Linked DNA regions of Homo sapiens: region 2 is linked to region 1. A link is a loop called in an ENCODE intact Hi-C map of the cell type or tissue named here. Cell type or tissue: PC-9. All regions are shown on one strand. Region 1 has its middle 52 kb from the start of XCL1. Region 2 overlaps ATP1B1 (ATPase Na+/K+ transporting subunit beta 1).

Evidence for each region. Peaks named below come from ENCODE experiments on the same cell type or tissue, not always from the same donor. Only the 100,000 strongest peaks of a DNase experiment are listed, where the experiment ranks them.
Region 2: a loop joins it to region 1, with 8 times the contacts of the local background. A loop is called at or near these places in 43 of 110 quality-filtered maps.

Annotation. Positions count from the first base shown.
Region 1 is chr1:168,626,253-168,631,252 of GRCh38, forward strand. No RefSeq gene overlaps it. Among named protein-coding and RNA genes, the nearest start is that of XCL1, 52 kb to the left of the region's middle. In PC-9, no CTCF peak of the experiment used is centred here; a DNase peak (open chromatin) is centred at 2,729; H3K27ac peaks cover 1,274 bases.
Region 2 is chr1:169,111,495-169,116,494 of GRCh38, forward strand. It overlaps ATP1B1 (ATPase Na+/K+ transporting subunit beta 1), which reads left to right. Exons shown (of 6, transcript NM_001677.4): 2 at 1-4. Among named protein-coding and RNA genes, the nearest start is that of ATP1B1, 7.3 kb to the left of the region's middle. RefSeq lists enhancers at 1,485-2,684, 2,137-2,431, 2,437-3,079, 4,683-5,000, 4,909-5,000 and a silencer at 2,137-2,431. In PC-9, no CTCF peak of the experiment used is centred here; a DNase peak (open chromatin) is centred at 2,287; H3K4me3 peaks cover 545 bases; H3K27ac peaks cover 3,036 bases.

The DNA of each region.
Region 1 (5,000 bases):
CAGGCACTGGGCACAGGTGCCAAGGCACGTGTTCTTTCACCTGCCTATTCTTGATCTAGAGATCAGCAACATCAGAGGAAAAGGATAAGGGCCTCAGCAGTATATGCAGAAGGACCTGCAAAGGGTCCTCTGAGCTGCAAAGCTTCCCGTCTCCCCAGTGCCATTTAGGAATGCGCTGTACGTTGAGAGTCACTTCTGGCCTGGCCTGGTAGTAAGTGAGATCTCTTGACTTCCTCAATGCCTTTTGGAGGGCTTGAATGCTGTGTGTCCCTTTTCCTAACTTCTTTATTTTCAGCTGTGGGCTCATTAGCATAATGCCTCTGACTGACTCAGGCACTGATGGTGAAACACTCTAAGTTGCCTTCCACTCTTCAGTCAAAAAAGGGGCAGCATGGGACTTCTGTATGGTGATTACTCTCACGATCTGATGTATTAGTGGTTCTCAAAGCTTAATAGGTATAAGAGTCATTCAAGGAGTTTGTTAAATTACAGGTTTTCAGTCCTGTCTGTCAGATATTCTGAATCAGAAGTTTGAAATGGGGCTCGGGAAGATATGCATTTCAATAAAGTATCTCAGGATATATTTATGCAAATGATTTTTGGATTATGCAAGAGAAACATTGTAATTTGGATGAGTCTTGGTTTATTTTCACTAAATAGAATAATAAGATTTACTTCATCAGACTGCAAACAAATCCCTTGAGTGCAGAAACCACGTGTGTATCTTCTACCTTAATTCTTAGCACGTTGCCTGGCATAGAGTAGGTTAAATTCAGTTAGCCACAACTCTCAGTACCTCTTTGTTAGACTGAGCTGGGGGACTGCAGAAGACTTGGTTCTCAGTCTCTGGGGCTGAAGAAGAAATTGGGGTACACCGCTCGGGGAGCTGTGGCATGTGCTGAGGAAGTGATGTTAGTTTTCAGAACATAAAATTCTGCCTATGCTGTTACATTTTTATATGAACCTTTAATGTCTTTTATCTGGAAGCAATTTAAGTCTTAATGTTTTGTGTCTTCTACAATGCCTTACTTTGAGTAGGCTGTCAAATAAGGATTCCCCAACCTTTACTTCATTTTCCGATGTTCTTAGCAATCCTATCTAGTAAATTCTCATTCTTTATGGTTTATACCATGCCTCAGTGTTTTCTATATTGGATGTGGGGTGAAAAGTTGAACATTCTGGCAAAAGCATTAGCTTAGTTCATGATGTGCTCTGAGCAGACTCAATGATTGGTGGAAAAGTACATTTGAGTGCATCTGACTCCCATGGAGAAATGCCATACAGTGGCAGGTAGAGAATCTGACCTTTGGGAGTAATGCCAATCTAGTGTCAATAGCCAGGACCTGTCTAAACATCATGGAAAATCTAACTCTTTGACAAACAAACCAGGAGTCATCCATAGCTTCCTGAATTACACCCAGGAAGGAGAGATTGAATACTCCACACACCATTTTCCGAGATGTTCCAGAGGAAATCAGCAATTTTAGCCAAGTTTCCAGGAAACCTCAGAGGTTTATCACTTCATACAGCCAGGAGCAGGGATTCGGATGGATAGATTTTATAGATTCTTTCTTTCAGAAGAAAACAGACTAAATCAGCAAACCATTGGTCCAAAATAAAATTTTGTCTATGACAGAGTGTTCCATCATCTAGCAACACATAAAATGTTTTAATATGAATCCTTGAGAAGCAACTGTTCTTCTTTTAACCAAAGCAAATAAAGAAGTTAACATTGGAGTCCCTCATATTGGAAAGGATTTGCTGAACATCTGCTGAGAGGAAGTTCTGTTGAGATTCCTCCTCTTTTAATTCTTTACCTATTAAGTGCCTTTACAAAAAAGTGGGATGCTTACTGCTTGAAATGTCAGCAGCACCTCCTGTACCTTAATTTTCTCAATTAAAGAATGTAGACTCTGACACACTGTAGGAAGAACCATCTGGTTAAGTGGTGTTTCTGTTGGTTTCCAGGTTATCCCATGCAACAGTGCATGGGAAGTGGAGGATTCTTTTTTTTTTTTTTTTTTTTGAGACGGAGTCTCGCTCTGTCGCCCAGGCTGGAGTGCAGTGGCGGGATCTCGGCTCACTGCAAGCTCTGCCTCCTGGGTTCACGCCATTCTCCTGCCTCAGCCTCCCAAGTAGCTGGGACTACAGGCGCCCGCCACTACGCCCGGCTAATTTTTTGTATTTTTAGTAGAGATGGGGTTTCACCGTTTTAGCCGGAAAGTGGAGGATTCTTAAAGCTTCTTTAGATTTTATCCTCACAGATAAAATAGGTGGTTTGAGGAGGAATAAAATGGTTCTTAATTGTCCTAAGTAGCTTGTTATGATAGCTGATGTCTTCATTTTTGGTGAAATGATCTTTCAACTGAGTATAAGTCTATCTAATTTAGGGGAAGATTTTTGGATGACTAGTACTCAAATGTTTGCCCACTTGGAGCCTTCCCTTAAATAATTTAAGTATCATTTGACTGGTCAAGTCTTGGTTAATGGACAGGCACATTCAAGGGTTCAATCCTATCACTGTTCTTTCTCAAGTTGCAGCCTCTCCTCTCCTTTCATCATTTATAACTTCCCTGAGCAAATGTATCTCATCTTCCCAAGAAGCCTTTCTGACATCCTGCATGCCTGAGGTTTTTGTTTTAGCTGCTATGAGTCAGGGTTTACACATCTATTCCCTTATACTTGTCCAAGTGTTTTTTCTACCTGTTGATTGTCATTCTAGCTGAAGCCTATCAGATGGCCATGTGGAGATGTAGGAGGGGCAGGTGGAGTCTCTGAATTCAAGGGGGAGGTCTGGGTTGGCAATATTCATTATGAAAAGAAGTGACTAAATAGTCACTTAGTCACTACTAGATGACTAAGTAGATGAGGTGGTATTACCACTCCCTCCTTGGAGTGCTCTCCTTATTTGGCTTCTGTGACACTATTCTCCCTTATGTCTTCTCTTGCACCTTCTTTCCATTTTTCTTGGAAGACTCCTTTTTCCCCATCAGCCCCTTTAATGCTATATTCCATAGGGTCTTTTCTTCTGTATTTATCTCACTCCACTCACTCTTACTTGGGATCTTATCCATGTTTATGCTTTTTACCACCATTTAATGCACCATCACACGATGCTGTAATTATTTGTTTACCTGTCTCTTTCCCTCACTGAACTGTGAGCTCCTTAAGGATAAGGACTATATCTAGATCCTTAGCACCTAACATAGCACCTAACTATGGTAGGTGTTTTATAAATAGTTGATGAATAAATAAGTGCATTTATTCATGTATTCCTTTGTTCCACAAAAACAATTAAAACTCCTCTATGCCTGCTATTGGAGGAACTAGGAGAAATGGTAATGATGAACAAGAGAAGGACGGTATCTTCCCATGACCTATTTTTATAAATGATGACTAGTTAGTTATTCAGACCAGTTCATGAGGCCTATGTTACTCAAAATAGGGCACTAATTGCATTATTTCAATTCCCTCTCAATGCTGTACATAACATGGTGACCATGGGAAAATGCACTTAGAGTTCTAAGCAACCAACTTAGACACCTTTGCTAAAGAAGTTTTTCTTTAGTAGTCTGTCTATTACTAGTCCTGTTCTTGGTGCTTGTTGATGTAACTACATTGTCATTCTTTGATTTGGGTCCTTTATCCCTAATCCACATAAAATAACAGGTCATGGGTCAAATGTAGAAGACAGCGTGACAAAATGTAGAAGGGGGACACCATGACGAAAAGCACAAGACCTAATGCTCAGTTGCCCAAAACCTGAACAGAAGCACTGAAGAGGGGGAAGCGCACGGGAAGGAGGGGAGAAGAGGAGTAAGTATTTGCTGAAAATAGATTCGTACCCCCTCTAAACCGATTTATAGAAAAACAACAGAGATGGTCAAAGTGAGTGTTGGAGAAGTAGATTAAAAATTATGATAAATGTGGGTGGAGCCATGAATGTTTTCTTGGTTATATGGAATTGCCTGTTTTATGGTTTTTGAGGACTTCTTGCATGAAGCAACCTTAAGAAAGGTCATTTAACTGTAATTAGCTTCTTAGCTAAATTAAGTATACTTTCTTCTTAGCTGGACTCAGAAAACTGGGCCAAGGTGGGAACCTATTCTCTCTTGGGGAAGCCCCACTTGCTTTTGTTGGAAGCTCTGAAAAGCTTTCAGATCAATTGTTCCCTCTGGGTGTCAGGTATTTTCCAGGGAAACTGGCTCCTTTTTCTGAGTGTTTTCTGGGGCCAGTTGCTGGGTGCCCTCAGAGACGGAGTATGTCCATTGCCTGCTCTTCAAAGCATTAGGATAATGTGTGTGTGCAGGGAATGGGTGGGTGGATATTTTTATCCCCCCCATAACCAGGTGCAAGAGGGACAAGAAAAATCTACTTCTAAATTTGAAAGGTGAGTATTAAATTGTATGCCAATTGTCTGTTTGTAATAATCTAAGGCAGCTTCTTTCTGGGTTAGCTCTGTACAGTGCCACAGAAAAGGTCAAACCATTTCATTTTCTATTTTCTAAGTACATAGAGATAGCTTTTCTTACATTGTTTGACCTTCCTTTCTCCTCACCTCGCAGAAGGAGGTTCAGATGTGTTGCTTGTCAGATGCAGGAAGGCCCTTTCTACCTCAGACTGATGCCCCCGTGTTGAGCTGCCCCAAGATAGAGGAGGTGATTGAGATGTTGAAGGTTAAAAGACCAGTCACATAAGATTAATTGGAAGAGAAGAATAAAGAGACTTCATGACATCGTATTGTGGCAGGCCTAATAGTCGTATCCACACATCTGAAGGATTGTGATGAAGAAGAGTAGGAGTCGAGTTATTTTATATTGCTCCAAAGAACAGGACTGTGGAAGTTGCAAGGGACAGATATTGGCATAGTACGAGAAACCATCCTATCAGGAGAATTGCCAAGAATCCAGTAGGCTTCCTGAAGTAGCAAACTTTTGTCTCCATGTGTGTTTAAGCAGGAATAGGACAAGCGCCTGCAGGATGGAGTTGGTAGGATTCTT
Region 2 (5,000 bases), 490 kb after region 1:
CCAGGTAAAATCCACATGAATAGCTTCATTTCCTTCAGAGATAGCATGGGTGTCACTTTTTCTATTGAGAAAAAATTCTTTGGAAAATTACTCTATAATGTAGTCTTAAAGCAACCATGAAAAGGGAAAAGAGAAACTTCTCTCGGCTGCAGCCAGATGTCCTACCCGCATTGCAGGCAGAGCTCCCACGGGTTGCAGACATCTTATTTGCCCAGTTCTAGAGTGAGGGTGAAGCGTCCTGGTTCTTGGCCAGCCTGCTACCCACCAGCTATGTGACTGTGAACAGATTGAGTTCTGATGGGGGCCTCTGTCTTCTCATTTTTCATATTCTAGGGTTTGGTTAGTGGGATCCTTTCCAGACCTTTTCAACTCTAACAGACATTTTTTTACTTCTTGAGGGGGGCTATGACTCAGGTAAATTCTTTTAAAAAAGTCACTTGGGCTCCTGTTTTAAAAGGTGAACTTATTTTTAGAGATGATAAGAAGCTGTGGAATGGGCAGCTACTCACAGGGAGAGGAGCCATGACTTTAGGGGTCTATTGTCCCACCTGCTGTTAATTTGCAGTTTGAGCTTGAACAAAGTCACTCTTACTTCTCAATATTTATACCCATTGATTTAATAAGCATCTCATTTGCCAGCTTTCTGGTCCCACTTTGTAGTTTAATTAACTGTCTCTTTTAGCTCTTAAAAACTTGGGTGAACAAAAAGATTATCATAAGAAATGCAAACTGCCACACGAGTCCCTGCTGTGACTTGGGTGCCATCAGTGTAGAGCTATGTGTGTCCACACCAGTCGTGAAAGGCCCATGGCCATCATGCCTGATGCTGATAGGACAAGGCAGTGGAATAGCCACAAACGTGAATTTACCATCTGGCTGTTGTAAAAATCATTGTCTGGAGGACCTAGAGAGAAAGTGTTGCATAACTTCCGGGCTCTCACTTACGAATGACCTTGAAGCTGCTGCTGAGGGATGGCAATGACTTGTCCCTTCTCTGCTTTCCCTTGGCAAAGGTTTAGTAACAGCTGTATTTAGGTGACAATCTTCAGATGATCTACGTGGCCCTGAGCAGCCTAGATCAAGGGCTACTGCCTGCCACAGGCTTTTCCTGCGTACCTCCTTGAATGTGGGAAGGATTCACAGAGGAAGATCTTCAAAATACGGAGGTGGCAAGCATTGTTGTGTAGCCCTAAGTCAAATAGTTCTCCACTGTAAGAAAAACTCAAAATATTTCCAGATAAATTTAGAGCTGAGGGATTGGGGAAGTGGAAAAAAAAAATCACGTAAGTAAATAACATAACTTAAACCTGCTTAATAATCCAGTTTCCAGCAACTGTTTTCCACAAGAGGTGGGTCTGTGGAAAGGTTGAAGCAAGAATTCTGGAGTATGCAGAGAAGCTGAAACATGTTTTACGTTGGGTATGGTGATAGGGAAGCATTGTGTCTTTTCATGTCCTCTTCTGCTAGAACTTTGTGGTACCATTAGTTGTAATTTTAATTGGTGCGGATATTTTGTTTTTGTTCTTTGTTATGCCATTTAAAAGTTATTCTTCCATCATGATGTGATTTTATAATTCTTTTTTTTTTTTGAGACAGAGTTTTGCTCTGTCACCTAGGCTGGAGTGCAGTGGCGCAATCTCAGCTCACTGCAGTCTCCGCCTCTCAGGTTCAAGCGATTCTCCTGTCTCAGCCTCCCAAATAGCTGGGATTATAGGCATGCACCACCATGCCTGGCTAATTTTTGTATTTTTAGTAGAGACAAGGTTTCACCATGTTGGCCAGGCTGGTCTCGAACTCCTGGCCTCAGGTGATCCACCCACTTCGGCCTCCCAAAGTGCTGGGAGGTGTGAGCATGAGCTACCATGCCTGGCCTGCTGCTGTTTTATAATTCTTATACTCAAAGCCAAATACGACTACAAAGTCAAATATTTTCTTCAGGAAATTTCCTAGATTAAAAAAAAAAATGGTCCTTGACTATATAAACTTTGAGGAGTCAGCCTTTAATGAAACTAAAAATTCTCTTTGTGCCCTTTGCAGAAAGGAAAATTTAACTTTGGAAAAGAAATAGCCAAAGGGCCCAACCTTGTAAGTAAGGACTTGGAAATGACCTTGCCTGTAAATCAACTGGCTGAAGTGCTCAGTCCTTTCCAACACCCTCTCACGGTGCCTCCCTTCCCTTCCTTCCATCCCCTTCCTAAAAGACATGTTCTTAGTACCTATATTTAGTGTGCTCACAGCAGTTGGACTGACCTGACAAACCCTGACTTCTCCAAAGGAATGCTGGTGGCTCATCTTGGAAAAATGCATTCCTGTCCTGTGGTCTGAGTCACAGGAAAAGTCCTCAGTCCTCCATCTTCCTTGTTCTTTGGCCTGGTAATTTCTGTCTCTTCTTTTCCTCATCCCTTCCCCCATCACCTTTCAGGAGAGTCTAGGCCAGGCCCCTCCTCTTCACCTGCCTTACCCTGTGGGGTTTTTCGGGGGCCTTTACCAAGGGACATGACATTCATATGAAAATGACAGTAACCTTGATCAGGCCAGGCCAGCAGAGTGCCGAACCTTGATCAGGCCAGGCCAGCAGAGTGCCGGCTGCCACAAAGTGCAGCTCTTGGGCCACCCCTTATGGCCCTGTGTTGCCTGAGGACCCTCCTTGGCATTTTTCAATGCCAAGGACCCTCCTTGGCATTTTTCAGAGTACGTGTTAGAAGTTTGTATTTTGCATAGGAAATAACTCCTTAAGTATGCAGACAAACAGTGTGTTTAAGAATACCCTGACAATTTTTTGGCTTCACATTAGTATCTTTAAAGCCTCCATTTTCATGTTTAGTTAAAGAGGGAAAATTGTAAATTTGAGTTAGATACACCTAGTGGGTGTGAAAGTTTGCATATGATTTAAAGATATAAAGACTTACTAATAATATTATCAGCTGAATTTGAGGCATGAATGCAAATCCAGCCTGACTGGGTATTGACTGCCCTTTGTACACCGGAATACCTTGTAGTTGGATCTCTTCTCAATAACGTGTGAATGTGGCCATATCAAGCAGTGGCAATTGTGCAGTGAGTGTATTTGGGCCTGTATGGCGATAATATTGGATAAACTGAGAGGCCAAACATGAAATCTGAGAGGAGAGACTAAACTACAGAATGGAAGTGAAATGTAAGAAAAAATGGTGAATGTGTACAGCTTCTTGGCCCTGAACAATGGTGGCCGTTTAATGCACATGATATTCCTTACAAAGTCGTGTTGCAGCCGGTGTGGTAGCTCATGCCTGTAATCCCAGCACTTTGAGAGACTGAGGCAGGAGGATCCTTTGAAGGCAGGGGTTCAAGACCAGCCTGGGCAACATAGCAAGACCCCATATCCACACACACACAAAAAATTTTTTTAAGTCTCCTGTTAAAAAAAAAGGGGTGGGGCCAGGAGTGGTGACTCACGTCTGTAATCCCAGCACTTCCGAGGCAGGCGGATCATGAGGTCAGGAGATCGAGACCATTCTGGCTAACACAGTGAAACTCCGTCTCTACTAAAAAATACAAAAAATTAGCCTGTCGTAGTGGCGGGCACCTGTAGTCCCAGCTACTCGGAAGGCTGAGGCAGGAGAATGGCGTGAACCCGGGAGGCGGAGCTTGCAGTGAGCCGAAATTGTGCCATTGCACTCCAGCCTGGGTGACAGAGCGAAGACTCCATCTCAAAAAAAAAAAAAAGAAAAAAAAGGGGGGTGGGGAATCATATGCTCTGTGAGAACTAAATGAGATGATAAACATATATAAAGCAAATAGTACTTTATGGTGGCAAAACCAATGGTATTAAGTGTAGGGTAACTGTTGAGAGCAACTTCTGTTTTTTTCTTTTTTTCTTTTTTTTTTTTTTCAAGAGGGAGTCTTCTTCTGTCGCCCAGGCTGGAGTGCAGTGGCATGATCTTGGCTCACTGCAACCTCTGCCCCCTGGGTTCAAGCGATTCTCCTGCCTCAGCCTCCCGAGTAGCTGGGGCTACAGGTGCGCGCCACCATGCCCAGCTAATTTTTGTATTTTTAGTAGAGATGGGGTTTCACCATATTGGTCAGGTTGGTGTCAAACTCCTGACCTCTGGTGATCCACCCGCCTCAGCCTCCCAAAGTGCTGGGATTACAGGCGTGAGCCACCGCACCTGGTCCAGGGTTTTTATAGCCCTATCTTTCTACTAGAAGCAGCAGTTTCTTCTTTTTGGACACTAAATTTCCAGATATGACAGGGATGCTTTGCACACTTAGATTTTCATGGAGTCAATAAAACCTTAGCTTTCCATGGAAATGTTTAAGAGACATTTGGGAAACATGTTTTTAAAAATTTTAAAGTGAATTTAAATGGCATTGTATTTGTTGTGCAGTCTCTCCCTTTAACAAACCCATGCTTGTTGGGTTAGCGCCTGCCAAGCTTTTCTCCAGAGGAGACCCCCTTAGGCAGTCCTGCAGTGCTGCTCTGCAGCATCGCTTCTCATCTGTTGATGCAGTTGGATCTGGGGAGAGACGCAGCAATTAGCTATGCTGGAGAGGGCTGAGCAGGCACAGGCACGCACACCCACGTGCATGCCCACGGACATGCAAGCGTGCACACACACGCATGCTCATGGATATACACACACACTCAGGCTACCAAGCCCTGGCCCTGATTTGACCCTGCTTGCCTTGCTGCCTGCCCAGTGGTGTAATGGAAAAGTCTCTTCTTCACATCCGCCATTGCCCTTCCCCCACCTCAGGCTCACTTAGCAACAGTGGAGTGAAATGAAGGTCACTGTGTGTCAATCGGTGGGTCCGGGAGATTCCCAGCTGGCTTGCTTCCTGGTAGGCAGGTATGAATGTATGCTGCTGTTCTCTCTTTTAAGGTTGTGGGTGGCTGTTTGTTTAGCTCTGAAGTATAGACGGCTCAGTGCTAGCAGACACATTTTCAAAGGGTCATATTCTTGGCTTGTTGGTAATCAGAATCGGGCAGGAGAAGTGGGGTGGATGCAGACCAGCTGACC